Regions from separate parts of the Homo sapiens genome. Here region 2 is linked to region 1. A link is an interaction called in ENCODE POLR2A ChIA-PET data of the cell type or tissue named here. Cell type or tissue: A673. All regions are shown on one strand. Region 1 overlaps LOC101927189 (a long non-coding RNA gene). Region 2 has its middle 16 kb from the start of TINAG.

Region 1 (8,000 bases):
TTTGAAAACTAGATCAGCTCAAAATTGTGAGTCATAAACAATTTTCTAGCTCAGTGGTTCTCAGCTTTTGGAAATATGAGAACAACTTTTTAACATTAAAAAAATTATAGAGATCTCCTTCTCATAAAAACAAAGCAACGCTAAACAAACACCTCACACAAAATCACAGTAGCTTTTATGTGTTCACTTCTTTCAGTTGAGGAGAGAGACAAAAGTGTTACTATTAATTTGGAATTCTTTAAGAAACTTGTATTCTTTCTCCTTTCTCTTGATTTCCTTCTATATTTGTGCTTACTTTTTTGTTTATGAACTATATTTTTGATATTAACTTTAAATTATTTGTGGTAAGAGTAAGAAGAAAATTAATTCAGTAATTTTTTTATTGGATAAATTATTTTTAAAAAGAATAAGTACTTTATATTTAAACTATTTAAAACTACATATGCACATAGGTTAAGAAATGAGAAATCCCTCTACAGGGATTTTAACAAAAAACAGCAACTCACTGGTATCCCTAACCATTCTCCCAAATTTCTACTCCTCTGCAGCATTTTCAACTAATAGAGCTATTCTTAAAAATACATTTTCTCCATATCTCTATATAGCAGATTTATATTGTTACTTCTTTTGCTACAACTTTATTGTTACTACACTTTTGTAGTTTTAGTCGTAATGTATTGCTTGATATCCTTTGCTTCATAGCTTCTCTTTTGACCTATCATACATGTTTACTTCTATTCCTCTCCTGCTCTCCTAGTGAAGCGGAGCACAATTTTGGTTAGATCAATATTCAATGTTATTTTGACTATAAAAATGCTATTTACAGATAAGCCAACTGGTATACTATGATTACTCTTTCTTGTAAAATACTTTATTTTCCTTGGAGTTAATACTCATTATTTACTTAGTTGTTTTCTATGTTTATTCCTAATTCAATCCTAAATTCTGTCAGTTGTCCAAATTTAATCAGCCACATTAAATTTTGTCTAGTCATCTTCTTGAAAAAATTCCTGTTGGGGCCTTCCAACTTGTCCTAAACTCTCCTAGTTACTCTCAAGACTTGGTCCAGAGTTATGTTCTTGGGAATTCCCCCCATCTCCCTACAGATTTTTTAAACTTCTCTATTATGTTGGATTGCCTGTTTTTGGTTCCCTTGTTTTCCTGTTTCTTAGTTTACTCCTTTGTTTTGGTTGAACATGTTCTTTGGTAGTTTTCTGAGAAAGATGTATTCAAAAAAAGATTTTTTTCAGATCTTACATTATCAGAAAATATTTTTGGCCAGGCACGGTGGCTCACGCCTGTAATCCCAGCACTTTGGGAGGCTGAGGTGGGCAGATCATAAAGTCAGGAGATCGAGACCATCCTGGCTAACACGGTGAAACCCCGTCTCTACTAAATATACAAAAAATTAGCTGGGCGTGGTGGTGGGCACCTGTAGTCCCAGCTATTTGGGAGGCTGAGGCAGGAGAATGGCGTGAACTGGGGAGATGGAGCTTGCAGTGAGCCAAGATTGCACCACTGCACTCCAGCCTGGGTGCCAGAGTGAGACTCTGTCTCAAAAAAAAAAAAAAAAAAGAAAAATATATATTTATTTTATTTGGATATTTTTTCAATAGTTTAGATACAGAATTCTAGGTTGAAAATCTTTTCCCCTTATAATTTTGGGTTCTAGCTTCTAGTGTTGTTGAATGATGCAATACTGTTCTGACTCTTAATCAAAAAGAACAAAACATTGGTGTTTTTAGGCTCTTCTCTGCTTTACTCTTGTTCTGAAATTTCACAATGACATGCCTTCATTGAGGTCTATATTCGTTCATTATATTAGAACTTTGTATCCCTTTCAATGTGAAAACTAATTTCCTTCAATTACGGGAAAATTATTTTGTATTACTTTCTTAACTATTTACTCTCTTTTTTTCTCTGTGCTCTGTTTCTGGATTTTCTGTTATTTGGATCTTTGACCTACTGGACTTTCCTAATTTTCTATTTTTTATTAAATAAATTTCCATTTTCTATCCTTTTGTCTTTTACTTTCTGGAATATATTACTTTCTGGAATATTTCTTCTTCCTTCTACTGAGTTTTACATTTATGCTATCATATTTTTGATTTCTCAGAACTCTTTTTTAGCCTCTGCATATATTTTTGTGTCTTATTCTTACTTCATGGATGTAATACATTCTCTTATTTCTTTCAGAATATTAGGGATATTTTTTGAAGACTTTTTTTCTTTCTGTATTGCATCTATCTCCTGTAAGTTGCTTTTTTTTTTTTTTCTGTTAGTTGCTTTGATTTCTGTATTTCATATGAGGTGCTTTCCTTACACGCCTGGTGATCATCACCTGTCTAGTCATTTTTAAATGGGACATTAAAAAGCTGATTGGGGAAGGTTCATGCCTGTGAATGGGACTGGCTGTCATGGCCATCTTTTTATATCAGTATAAGGCCATCTTTTTATATCAGTATCCTTAGGACTTTCCTGGTATGTTTGTACTCAATTTTCAGTAATGGGGAGGGGAAGTGTCCTCAAATTTGATATGTAAACTTTTACTTAATTCTACCCATGTAATTGCATAGGATGAGTTTTCTTAGGTTCTTTCAATGTAAAGAGAAGGGAGGGGGGACCTCTGAGCTCTGGGAGAATTGTTATGATCACCCTGTAAAAGAAGGAGGGATTCCAATCTAAAGTTTGGTTCAGATGTTGAGACTGATGATGCCACACACGCAAGAAAAAGCTATGGAAAGGTTTATTACTTACAGAATTGAGGTCTCTAGGAAGAGTAGGGCAGACCTCTCAAGCAGATCCTAAATGGCTTGAAAGAGCTAGGAAAGGAGACTGAAATGGGTGTTTATTGCTGTTAGGGGATGATAGCCCAGGTGAAGGTTCACTTGCAAAGAGGATTGCATGGTTTGAATCTCCCACCAATGCCAAAGCAGGGAGCCCCCGAGCTTATCAGCTTGTGTAGATGTGGGACACAAGAGGAAGAAGGAAGGTGAAGGTTAATGAAATTAATCCTCATTACAGGAATGCTCTGGACAGAGGGCAGAACATTTAAGAACAGTTTCCACTTTCAGAAAATGTTACAAGGGGGGATTGTCTTACCCAGGTCTGAGATAGAGAAAGACTTTCATTTGAAAGCTCCAATTTTCCTTTTGTATGGCTAATGATGAGGCCAGGAGTATGTAGGTGATTCTACTGCTAGGACAACTTGTTAAATGACCTTTCATATGCAGTGGCTCTCAGAGTGTGAGAGATCACCAGCAGCATCAGCAGCTCCAGAGAATTCATTACAAATGCAAATTCTCTGGGGATGAGGCCTTACAATATTGGTTTTAACAACCCTTCCCGTGATGCTAATACTGTGCTCAAATGTGAGGACTTTAGATGTAGAGTATGCAAGTTAATCCGAGTCTGGGAAGGAGCTGGAGAACTAAATGGCACAGTATCATGGGCATAATGAAAGAAAAGGACTTTTGAATTTTTTTATTGGCAGGTAGAAGAGACAGAAAGACAGGTCATGTCCCTGGGAAGAGCAGGTACAGGGGAAGATTCCTGGAGAGAGGAGAGGAGCCCCGCAACATAGCAGGAGGCTAGGGTCTGAGGAGGAAGAGAGCTGGTGAGAATTTCCAAGAGGTAGGGATGGTTAAAGAGGTCTTAAGATGGTGATGTGTGACACTCTGCTTTATGCTTTCTATGTTGTAATATTCCTCCCTCAGTCATGAGTGGTCAGTGGAAGTCAATTATACTGGCCAGGCGTGGTGGCTTACGCCTATAATCTCAGCACTTTGGGAGGCTGAGGTGGGCAGGTCACTTGAGGCCAAGAGTTCAAGACCAGCTTGGCCAACATGGCAAAACCCCATCTCTACTAAAAATACAAAATTATCCAGGCATGGTGGCACATGTCTGTAGTCCCAGCTACTTGGGAGGCTGAGGCATGAGAATTGCTTGAACCCAGGAGGTGGGGGTTGCAGAGAGCTGAGATCGTGCCACTGCACTCCAGCCTAGGCAACAGAGTGAGACTCTTTCAAAAAAAAAAAAAAAGAAGAAGTCAATTATACACAACTAAGCTGTATGTATTAGACAGGGAGGAATGAAGGAGAAGAGGTCAAGAAGGAAAAAAAATTACCATTACTCTGTGCAGAGAGAGGATGTCTTTTTAATTTTTTCTTATCAATGCATTCAGTATTCACTGACTGACTGACTAAATAAATGAAATGTCTGAGTACTTTTAGATTTATGGAAAGGACTTAGGCCTTTTCCAAAAAAAAAAAAGAAGTAATTTGTTGCCTTAAGCATATCATGTATTAAAAATAGAAATAAATAATGATTATTATGTATTTTATTTTTTAAAATGCAGATAGCAAAATATGTGAATCCCTTTATATAGACTAGCTGTATAAATTATGTATGTAAATTCCTTATAGAGTGTACCTATTTCTATAAATGTTTATATAAACTATAGTGTCTACATTTTCTTTGAAAGTTGTTAAACTCTTATTCCTATAAACAGATGTCTTATAAGCTTTTAGAATACTTTTTCTCATTATTTTAAAAAGTTAAACATTCTTATTAGGGATTATTGGAAAAGAAAAATAATCCAAATGGAATAATTAAAGTTATTCATAACAATACACCTAGAAATGACAGGAATCATGTAGAGTTGTATAGTTGGAAGGGCCCCTCTGTGTTAATTACATACCTGTTATTTTACAGAACTCCTTGCCATCCTAACTTCCAGTTCAGGGTCTTTCCTTCCACACATTTGTTTATTGATTTAGACCAAAACATCAGCATTAATTGTTATCCCTCATCACTGTATTAGTCTATTCTCACATTGCTATAAGGAAATACTCGAGACTGGGTAATTAATAAAGGAAAAAGGTTTAATTGACTCACAGTTCTGCACGGCTGGGAAGGCCTCAGGAAACTTACAATCATGGCGGACGGGGAAGAGGCACGTCTTACATGATGACTGGTGAGAGAGAATGCACATGTAGGAGAAACTGTGAAACACTTATAAAACCATCAGATCTTGTGAGAGCTCACTATCACAAGAACAGTATGGGGGAAACTGCCCCCATGATCCCAGGTCCTGCCCTCGACACGTGGGAATTATGGGGATTACAGTTCAAGATGAGATTTGGGTGGGGAGACAGAACCTAACCATATCGATCACTTTGCATAGTTCTCCATCATTACCATTGTGGTAGGAAAAAAGGCCCAAACCCCTTCATTGAGGAAGTGATGCTCTTGCACGTGTGACTTTTTTTTTTTTTTTTTACTATGTCTTTCTTGGTACAGATGGCCCCCAACATTTGGTGGTTTGACTCATGATTTTTCAACTTCATGATGGTGTGAAAGTGATATACATTCAATAGAAATGACACTTAAAATTTTGAATTTTGATTTTTTTCCTGGGCTTGTGATAGGCGGAAGGATACTTTTACACAATGCTGGGCAGCAGAAGGGAGCTACCATTCCCAGTCAACCAGCTGATGATGAGGGTAAACAGTAATTCCATCTTTCACTTTCAGTAAAGTATTCAAAAAATTACATGAGATATTCACACTTTAGTATAAAATAGGCTTTGTGTTAGATGATTTTGCCCAACTGTAGGCCAATGTAAGTGCTCTGAGCATGTTTAAGGTAGGTCAGGCTAAGCTATGATGTTAGATAGGTTAGGTGCATTCAATGCATTTTTGACTTACGATATTTTCCACTTAGGATAGACTTATCAGGACATAACCGCACTGTAAGTTGAGGAGCATCTGTATCTGTGGATCTCACTCTGTGAATTCATCCACTCTTCTGGCTTCCATGAGCTGAGGATCCTCAACCTATTTTTGAAGCCCAAATTTCTCTTCTGCAATAATTTATTTCCATCTGTCCTTTTGAGATTTCTTTTTGGATGTTTTTCTGTTTCCCCATAGTCTTTATTTCAAGAATGGAATTCTGGTTTCCTCCAGCATGCTCCAAAAGAGTTCAGGTCTCCTGACTTAACTATTTGTGTTTGTGTCACTGCCATTGTGGTAGGAAAAGAGACCAAAATCTCTGATGAGATTTATTCTCATCACTCATGTGGTCTTCCAACTATGTCTCTCATCTCTGATCTGATCTACTGAGGCCCCTTGATTGTTCTTTCATACTAGCATCTGTGCTGATTCTTTTCTGTTTTTTATTGATCCCCTCACACCTGGATCATTGTGATTGTCTCATGAATGGCCTCCCTACCTTGAGTCTCTCTTCCCCTCCACACTGCACTTCCAAGTGCTGCGGAATTAACCTTGTAAAAATATTACTCTTACTCTGTAATTAACCTGTCCAGGAACCCCTGGGGGCTTCCTATTGCCCAAAGGGTAAAATCCACAGTCTTTGTCCCGGTGACCAGCTCTTCTGCAATGGACTGGCCATCCATCCTTCAACCTCATCTTCTTCTATTTTTCAATGAAAAAAATCTCTGTAACTAGGATGGCCTGCTTCTGGTTTTTGAATTCTCCTGGCTTATTCTCTCCTTCATGGGAGATTATATTGAATAAGGCTCTCTTCTTCAATTCCTATTCTAGATGCTAACATTGTATTTCTTCTGAATAACCTTTTCTGATCAACTAACCCACAGATATTTGTTTCTCATTTGAGCTTATAAAGCACTTGTTGTTCCATGAATTGGCTCTTAATCATAGAATAATAACACTATTCTCTGAGTAACTACTATGTGCCAGGCATTGTTCTAAGTCTCTCTTAGTTCATTTAATCTCAGTCAATCAGATGAAGTAAGTATAATTATTATATCCATTTTGCAGTTGAGAACAGAGGTACAGACAGGTTAAGTAACTGACTCAAGGTCATAGGATGGTAGAACTAGGATTTGAATCAAAACAATCTGGTTCAGAATCTGCCCTCTTTTCCACCCATACTGCCTCTCAGTCTACACTGCCTTCGATTGTTATTTCACTCTCTGTTTGTGCGTGCCCATTTTTATGTGTGTTGCCTTCCTAAAGAAAATGAATGCCCCTTGAAGGCAGGAACTATATCTTATATGCATTCTCTAAAAGGCTAAGCAAAGAGCTATGTGCTTAAATAAGCACTGAATGTGTGTTTGATTTGAATGGATTATGGAACCTTTTTTTTTCTTTCCTGAGATGATATAGCTAACTTTTTTTTTTTTTTTGAGATGGAGTCTCACTTTGCCACCCAGGCTGGAGTGCAGTGGCACGATCTCAGCTCACTGCAAGCTCCACCTCCCAGGTTCACACCCTTCTCCTGCCTCAGCCTCCTCAGTAGCTGGGACTACAGGTGCCCGCCACCAAGCCTGGCTATTTTTTTGTATTTTTAGTAGAGACGGGGTTTCACTGAGTTAACCAGCATGGGCTTGATCTCCTGACCTTGTGATCTGCCCGCCTTGGCCTCCCAAAGTTCTGGGATTACAGGCATGAGCCACCGCGCCTGGCCAATATAGCTAATTTTTATGATTTGAAAAGATAGTCTCAGAATCAGATTTGACTAAGTCATGATGAAGAGAAAGGTAAAAATCAAGTGGTGAGCCAATGTCCTGGCCTCACCTCTTGGGTTCAGTGAAGTTAGATCATTTCACAAATTACACTGTGTCATGTCTGAAAAGTAATGAGGGCTTAATGAGCCCACACAGTTCTTGCCTTTTTTTTTTTTTTTTTGTAGTGGGTGAAATGTGAACTTGGTTAAGACCTGTATGTCGGCAAATAAGAATTAACTAGCCTTGACTCTAGAAGTTGCAGCTGAATAACCATGATTGAAAATGCAATTACTCTTTCCCCCTGTGTTTTTTTTTTTTTGTTGTGTTTTTTTTTCTTTCCTTCTGAAGCCAAGTATGAGTTGGAGGAAATGTTTGATAAAATTTTCCTGTATTCTCAGTGGGTTCTCACTGACAGGCTGTTCAAGGAAAATTCAACAAAAATGCCTGCCATACCACGAAGAGGCAAACAGCCAGAGGTATGGTGGACAAGATATGTCTTTTAACACTCTGA
Region 2 (8,000 bases), 320 kb after region 1:
TAATTTGACAAGAAGAATGAATTGCTCTGAGTCTGAGCAGGGATGAGGGAGAGAGGATATACATGTAGTGCCTAATATGAGATTGATGAGAGGGCTTCTTTGTGGATGTGATGTTTAAGCCCAGCCCTAAAGGATAAGTAGGAATGACCTAAATGAAGTTAGGAAAGTGGGATTGGACTTCCAGGACTCAGATACCATGCATGCAAATGTCTGGACAGGAACAAACACACAAACATGATTTGGGTGCTGTATTTCAAATGGTTGTAGCACGGACAGCAAGGCACCTCTTGGGTTCCCCAGGAAACAGACTCTAGGACAGAGATTTCAGTGGAGAAGGTTATCTGGAAGTTGTCCAAGGACAACATTCATCAGGGAGTAAAGAAGACAGGGTTGGACAGTGGGAGAAGTTGGCCTGGGATACAGTTACAATAGAGATCTCAGCAACCCTTATAGTGAGTTCTGGAGCTGGGATGGCCTTTTACATTTGTCCCAAACTGAGGTGAGCGGAAGTCCTTTTTATCCTCCACTTGCCTTGGATAAAAGTCCAGGATAGAGTAATAATGGGTGAGAGAGTTTCTTTTGGTTGATGGCACTTCTCAGAAAAGGGTTTCAGCTGTGAGCCATCAGCCACTAGCAACATCCGGTGGCTGGAGAAATGTAGGCCTGACTTGGATGGGAGTCTGGGTGGCACAGCACACCACTCACTACAACGTATGCATTTGCAGTAGATGAAGTCAGAGAAGGAAGCACATAACAGGGAATAAAAGGCCTTATAAATCACAGTTACAGGTTTTGACATTTTTTTTAAAGCAAAGGGGAGTTCCTGAAGGGTTTTAAGAAGGAGATAAATCAATATGATCGTGTTTGTACTTTTAAAAGATCACTATCGCTGCTGTGTCGATAATTGATTGTAGGGAAAGTAGGGAGACCTGGTAAAAGTTGTTGCAATCATCAAAAAGAGACATAATGAGAGTATGAATTTAAGTGAAGGTGGCAATGAAGAAAGGTAGGCTAATTAAGGAGACATAGAAAAAGCAGAATAATGGTATCCACTTATCAGTGGTATTTTATTGGATGTGGATTGATAAGAAAGATGGATAAAAATCACAGATTCTGAACCGGGAATCTGAAATAGGAAACTCGGCCAAATACAATGCTATGTAGTTTTTGTTTCCTATTCTTTCTTTCTGGCACATGGAAAACTATACTTGGCAACACCATGGCAGTTGGGAGAAACCACTCAGTGGAAGTGGAAGTGACACGTGTTACTTCTGGGATGAAGTGATGGAAATTCCTATACCATTCTTCAGTCCTTTTCTTCTTTGGCAAGAAGCAGGGAGACCGTATGTTCAGATTGTAGAGTCACAGAATCAAAATGGCTGGGAACCCTGAGTAACCCCCTGGAGCACAGCTGCTTTGAATTGTTGCTCAGTCAAGAGAAGACCTTGTATGAGCTAGAAATAAAATTTATATACTATGCTTTTGAGATTTTGGAGTTACTTGTTCTCGCAGAATAAGGTTAGCCTATTCCAAGAAATACTGAAACATAGAAGGAATTTGTATGCATGTCGTGTGTGTGTGTGTGTGTGTGTGTGTGTGTCTGTGTGTGTTTGGGGACAAAAAAGAAGGGGAGTGGAAAGGGCAAAATGTGAATTCAGTTTTAGAAATGTTGAATTTAAGATAACTGAAAAATATTTAAGTGGACGTGTCCAGTATGCAGTTAAAAATATGGGTGAAGAATTCTAAGCACAATCTAGACTAGAGACAAAATTTTTTAGAAATATCATAATCCATAAGTGAAGCCATGTGAGGGATGATTCTAAACACTCAGATGTAAAATGATCTGGGAATTTTTTCTTTTTAAGAAAGCAATGGAATTCCAGCAAGCTTTGCCCTTTGCTTTAAAAATTGCATTTACTATGCAAGTGAACCTAAATATCACCATACATTATAAAGCCACTTTCTTTTCCCCCCCCACCTCCTGAGATTGTGAGGCATCAGGGTTCCCTGCTTGAAAAGTAGAGGAGCCAACTTCAACCTCATAGAAGAGCAGAGAAGCCAAACAAGTAGTAAAAATCTGCACCTAGCTTCTGTCTCCCTTGAAGTGATCTCTCAAACTCAAATTAAGAGTTGTTTTCAAAAGTTAATCTAAAGGGGCTTTTTGGTTACACAAATGTAAAATAAACTAGTACACTATTGTACAAATCTGAATGTTGTTACTTTAGAAACAGAAGATGTAAAAGGTATTCGGTAATGGAAATTTTATATGATTGAACCAGACTTCATATTCTGCAGATTCTGTTGTTTTGGGGGGATAAAAATATGACAGAATCTAAAATGAATTCAGCTTGCATTGTGCTTGAGCTGTTGCCTATTCCTGTTCAGATAAATGTGTGTGTTACTGCTTAACAGTTAGTTGTTAGATGCCTAAACTAAGACTCTGAGTTCAGCAGCACGAGTTTTGCACCATGGTGCAAGAGATGCAGAAACAAGGAAGTACGTTGTGTTTGGCTCAACCTAATTTAGTGGTCTAAACTGTGGATGTCCTTCATACGAATAACCTAAATGTGAGAAAATATACTCAACCAGTATACTTATTATCATTTCACCCATAAACTGAGTCAAAAAAAGATAAATAACCTCTAAAAAGAGTACATCAAAAGATAAGGCTAATGCCAGAACCCACATTCAATTTTCGGATTCAAAATCCCAAACTCTCTCTTCTTGACCACACTGTTTTAAATGAGATCATTTCAGACATGTTATTTATATCTCTCTGTAATGTAAGGAATACACATCTCCACCGCCCCCCCATCCCTATTTTTTTGGTCCTTGGGGCTCTGAAACGTTTTAGAAAATGTATTAGTCTTCATTCTCACTTTATTTGCTTGTGAGAGTGGAAACACTTCTCCTTTCTCTCTTCTGGTGTTCACTAGAGCAGCTGCTCAAAATGAGTCAGCTTTCCCAGTCAGCTATGGTTCCTGCCTCATGGAGGGTAGGAAAGGACATACCATCTCTGTAATAACATGCCCAAAGTTGCCTGCTTCTGGTGAGAAACAAGGAGCCCTGTCCTTGTCTGGACCATCATGCTTTCCTCAACCCAGGTGCATCCGTCTCATGTAGTGTGTTTCATCTCATTTTCCTCATTCTGTTCTGATTGAACATCAACATTTTTGAATGGGTTGTTATCATCATCTCTGTGAGCAAATGGGATGTGAATACCCTGAGGATTCCTACTCATGAATACAAATGATTTTTTTATTCTACAAAAGGAAGAAATATGATTGCTGAATATTAATAGCCCTCTGAGAATTAGAATTTAAGATTACACAAGATCTGTTTAATGCTCTTATTATCCAAAGGTGAATGATTGGAAAGGGAGGGGCAAATCCAGGAAATAATTTGGAGAGGAAACTAATATATATTGAGTGCCTATTATGTATCTGGTATGGAAGCTTTTCAATTTATGTATTTTCAATTTATGAAGTCTCACTATTTGAGTAAAATTAGATGACAATTAAAAGTGCTCACCACCAATAAATGGGTTACTAATAATGTTAGGTTATTTTAGTCATTGTGGTTTCTTGAGTCATAGGAAGCTGCTCTCCATGTGTTACTTTCAGGGTAGTTAAGGTAATTTAATGCAAATGACCTTAAAACTGACACATGGAGAGCAGCTATGACTCAAGAAACACCTCCTACGACTCCGTGCTTGATAAGTACAAAATAAGTGCCAGGAAGAAAAGGCATGGTGGGATGGAAAATAGTGATAATTTTTATAAGTTAAAAGTGATGAGGAAATGAATAGCTGTTGTACAAGTGTATGGGATAACTCATTTTTCAATAAGAATAAATCCAAATGACATATCACAAATCATGACATTATACAGGAAGGCCCTGTGTCTGTACTATTGAAATTAATAGGGAAGAGATGAGGAAAAAGAGACTGGAAAAATGAAATTTTTGAGTAACTGCAATAGTTGTTTTTCAACTTATTTCATCTTGTTCTATACAAATGAAATCATAGATTCTTAAGATGAGATATAGAGAAGAGCTTAATTTTTATTTTTTATAATTTTTACTTCCAGGTGATTCTAATCTTCAGCCAGCATGAAAAACACTGGATTAGGAGTGCTGGAGTGAGATTATGAGTTTGCAAATGAAAGGGTTTTTAAGCATTGAGAGTGTGCTGATGACATAAATATGGGATGATTCCCCCAAGTTAGTGATGATTCCATAGGCTGAAAGCCCCTTCAAATTCTCGCATTAAAACAAGTGACAAGGCAATAGATGCTGTTATCACATGCCATGAGTTCCCTTTCACTTGTGTAGAGATCATTGAGAAAGTGTCTGATCTTATTTACACATTTGTTCTTTATTCTGTTAATGTGGTGAATTACATTGATTTTCTTTTTTTTTAACGTTCATTTTAGTTTCAGGGGGTACATGTACAGATTTGTTGTATAGGTAAATTGCATGTAACTGGGGTTTAGTGTACAGATTATTTCATCACCCAGGTGATAAACATAGTCCCTGATGGGTAGTTTTTTGATCTTCATCCTCCTCCCTTCTTTCACCCTCAAGCAGGCCCTGGTATCTGTTGTTCCCTACTTTGTGTCCTATGCACTCAATGTTTAGCTCCCACTTGTAAGTGAGAACATGTGGTATTTGGTTTTCTGTTCCTATGATTTTGAATTTGCTGAGGATTATTTTATGTACAATTGTGTGGTCAATTTTAGAGTATCTGCAATGTGCACATGAGAAGAATGTACATTCTGTTGTTTTGGGGTGTAGAGTTCTGCAGACATCTATTAGGTCTATTTGGTCAAGTGTCAAGTTCAAGTTATGGATATCTGTTAAGTTTTCTGCCTCAATCATCTACCTAATACAGTCAGTGGAGTATTAAAGTCTTCCCACTGTCATTGTGTACTTATCTAAGTCTCTTCATAGGTCTCTAAGAACTTGTGTTATGAATGTGAGTGCTCCTGTGTTAGGTGTATACATATTTATGATAGTTAGGTCTTCTTATTGAATGGAGCCCTTTACCATTATGTAATGCCCTTCCTTATGTTTTTTGATTTTTGTTGGTTTAAAGTCTGTTCTGTCTGAAATTAAAGTAACAATCTCTGCTGTTTTTCTGTTCTCCATTTGCTTGGTAGATTTTTCTCCATCCCTTCACTTTCAGCCTATGGGTGTCAGTGTATATGAGAGAGACTGTTGAAGACAGCATACCCATGGGTCTTGTTTCTCTATTCATCTTGCCACTCTGTGATTTTTAATTGGGGCATTTAGCCCATTTACATTGAAGGTTAGTGTTAATATATGTGGATTTGATCCTATTATGTCGTTAGTTGGTTATTATGCAGATTTGTATGGGAGGTTGCTTTATAGTGTCACTGGTCTCTGCATTTCAGTGTATTTTTGTAGTGGCTGGTAATAGTCTTTCCTTTCTATGTTTAGCATTCCCTTCAAGACTTCTTGTAAGGTAGGTATGGAGGTAACAAATTTCCTTAGCATTTGCTTGTCTGAAATATTTCTGCTTTGTTTAAGAAGCTTTGTTTGCCTGGATATGACATTATTTGTTGGGACTTCTTTTCTTTAAGAATGCTGAATATAGGCCCACAATCTCTTCTGGCTTTTAGGTTACTACTGAAAGGTCCACTGTTAGCCTGATGGGGTTCCCTTTGTAGGTGACCTGCCCCTTCTACCTGGGTGCCTTTTTTCTCTCATTTAAACTTTGAAGAATCTGATGACTATGTGTCTTGAAGATGGTCTTCTTATGTAGTATTGCACAGGGGTTCTCTGCATTTCCTGAATTTGAATGTTGGCCTGTCTAGCAAGGTTGGGGAAATTTTCATGAATGAAATCTTGAAATATGTTTTCCAAGCTGTCTAGTTTATCTCCCCGTCTTTCAGGGATGCCAATGAGTCATAGATTTGGTCTCTTTACATAGTCCCATATTTCTGGGAGGTTTTGTTCTTCTTTATTGTTTTTTCATTATTTTTATCTGACAGTTATTTTGGAGAATTGGCCTTCAAGTGCTGAGATTCCTTCCTCAGCTTGGTTGATTCTACTGTTAATACTCACAATTATATTCTGAAATTCTTGAAGTGAGTTTTTCAGCTCTATCAGATCAGTTTGGTTCTTTTTTAAAATGGCCACATCATCTTTCAGCTCCTATATCATTTTATTATATTGGTTAGAATCCTTGGATTGTGTTTTGACTTTCTCTTGAATCTTGAGCTTCCTTCTTACCCACATTCTGAATTCTATTTCTGTCATTTCAATGATTTTGGCCTGGTTAAGAACCGTTGTTAGGGAATTAGTTCTGGGGAACTTGTTTTGAGATAAGAAGACATTTTGGCATTTTAAATTTCCAGAGTTCTTGTGATGCTTTTTTCTCATCTTTGTGGGCTGATATTCTTTCAGCCTTTGAAGTTGCCATCCTTTGGGTGGATTTATCAATGTTTTTATCTTATTTGATTTCCTTGGGGGTTTGCTTGTGGTATTAAGTGGGTTCAGTCAAGTGGCTTCATTTTTAGAAGATGTTAGGGAGAAAAGGTCCAGATCAGCACTCCTGGACTGCATACCCTAACTCTGGGGGACTTGTATTGGGCCCTTGGCTTTGTTCTCAAGTTCCCTTGAGTTTAGGAACCTGCTGTGCTAGAGGGGCCAAAGTGTTCCTCGACCATTGGCCACAACCCTCTGATGTGTAGTGCCAGCTGAAGTGCTTCATTGTGTGGTAGCAACAGGATCCATGCTCTTTCACACGTGCCAGCAGCAGCAGCAGCAGCAGCGGGGTGGGCTGCTCACTCACCTGCTAGGGCAGAGCCTAGCTGGTTCAGCGGGCGCCATCCTCCATGCTGGTATTCACAGAGGCATTGGTGGCAGCATAGGAAGGCAGGGCTGCTGGCATCCATGTGTGCATTTGCACCAGCAGCAGTGTCAGTGCAAAACATGGGTCATTGGTGGCCTCCATGCATGCATTCACCCCAATGGTGGTGGTGGTGGTGCAGAGTTGAGGGGCTGGGCTGTTGCTGTCCATTTGCATGTCTGCACTGGCAGCAATGGTGGTACAGGGTGGCGACGGGCCTCTGGTCTCCGTGTGTGTGCATGCATTCATGCTGGTAATGGCAGCAAGGCTGGGAGAGAACAAGGTGTGCTCATGGTGGCAGTAGTGGCATTGCAAGGTGAACATGCCCATGCACCCATGTAGGGAAGGGGAGGGGAGATCCTCCCATGCCCATGTGTGCTGACAAATTGCTGTGGGGGGTGACTGTGGGCGAGTGTGTGCTGGCAAAGCAGCACAGGGGAGGCTTCAGTTGGGGGAGGCTGCCAGTGGGCTGGTGCACATAGGTGGGGGCCATTCGGCTGGAGCTCTTCAGTGGTCAGGTATGGTCTGCCAGCACAGGAGCTATGATGTGGTGGGCCTCTGGGAGGCACCCTGATTGGGTATTTGAGGCTGCACTGCAAGTAGGCTCAGCCAGGCTAGGACCCCAGGAGGGGCCAGCAGACAGTGGAGCCTCAGGTTGGACTGGCTGCCATCTCATGGGCAAGATCACCCTGCTCTGTTAAGGTCCAACAGTTCCACTAAGACTGAATTCTGCATGGTGAGCCTTGGGGGAAGGACATCCCTGGACATTCTCCCTGCAGATGTTCCCACACCAAACATTCTGGGCTTTGCACAGGCTGGAGTCCTGCCCCTACCACCATTCTAAGCAGGTCTATCTGGCAGCTCAAGTGTCTATGGAGGGTGTGGGGGTCTCTTGCTGCCAGGATTCCAGAAGTCTGTGGTGAGAGTGGGTCCTTCCTTGCCTTTCCAACTCATTCCTTCTGCAGGAGTCACTAGAGGCCAGGAATGAGTCCCAGAGCATGGTAGCCCCATGCAGCATTCCCAGTTCTCTCCCTTTTAAACTCAGTGTCTGTGTTCACCCCCCATCCATTCTCAAGGCCTTCCCTCCAAAGATCTGCTCAGAGTGCACCAGTCTCCCCGATGTCCC

What was found. ChIA-PET counts read pairs that join two places held together with the same protein. Peaks named below come from ENCODE experiments on the same cell type or tissue, not always from the same donor. Only the 100,000 strongest peaks of a DNase experiment are listed, where the experiment ranks them.
Region 2: POLR2A ChIA-PET joins it to region 1 with 5 read pairs; 2 of 35 experiments call an interaction of 5 or more read pairs at or near these places.

Annotation. Positions count from the first base shown.
Region 1 is chr6:53,968,475-53,976,474 of GRCh38, forward strand. All of the region lies in intron 1 of LOC101927189 (a long non-coding RNA gene), which reads left to right. Among named protein-coding and RNA genes, the nearest start is that of MLIP-IT1, 26 kb to the right of the region's middle. In A673, no CTCF peak of the experiment used is centred here; no DNase peak of the experiment used is centred here.
Region 2 is chr6:54,288,319-54,296,318 of GRCh38, forward strand. No RefSeq gene overlaps it. Among named protein-coding and RNA genes, the nearest start is that of TINAG, 16 kb to the right of the region's middle. In A673, no CTCF peak of the experiment used is centred here; DNase peaks (open chromatin) are centred at 3,133 and 3,643; H3K27me3 peaks cover 820 bases.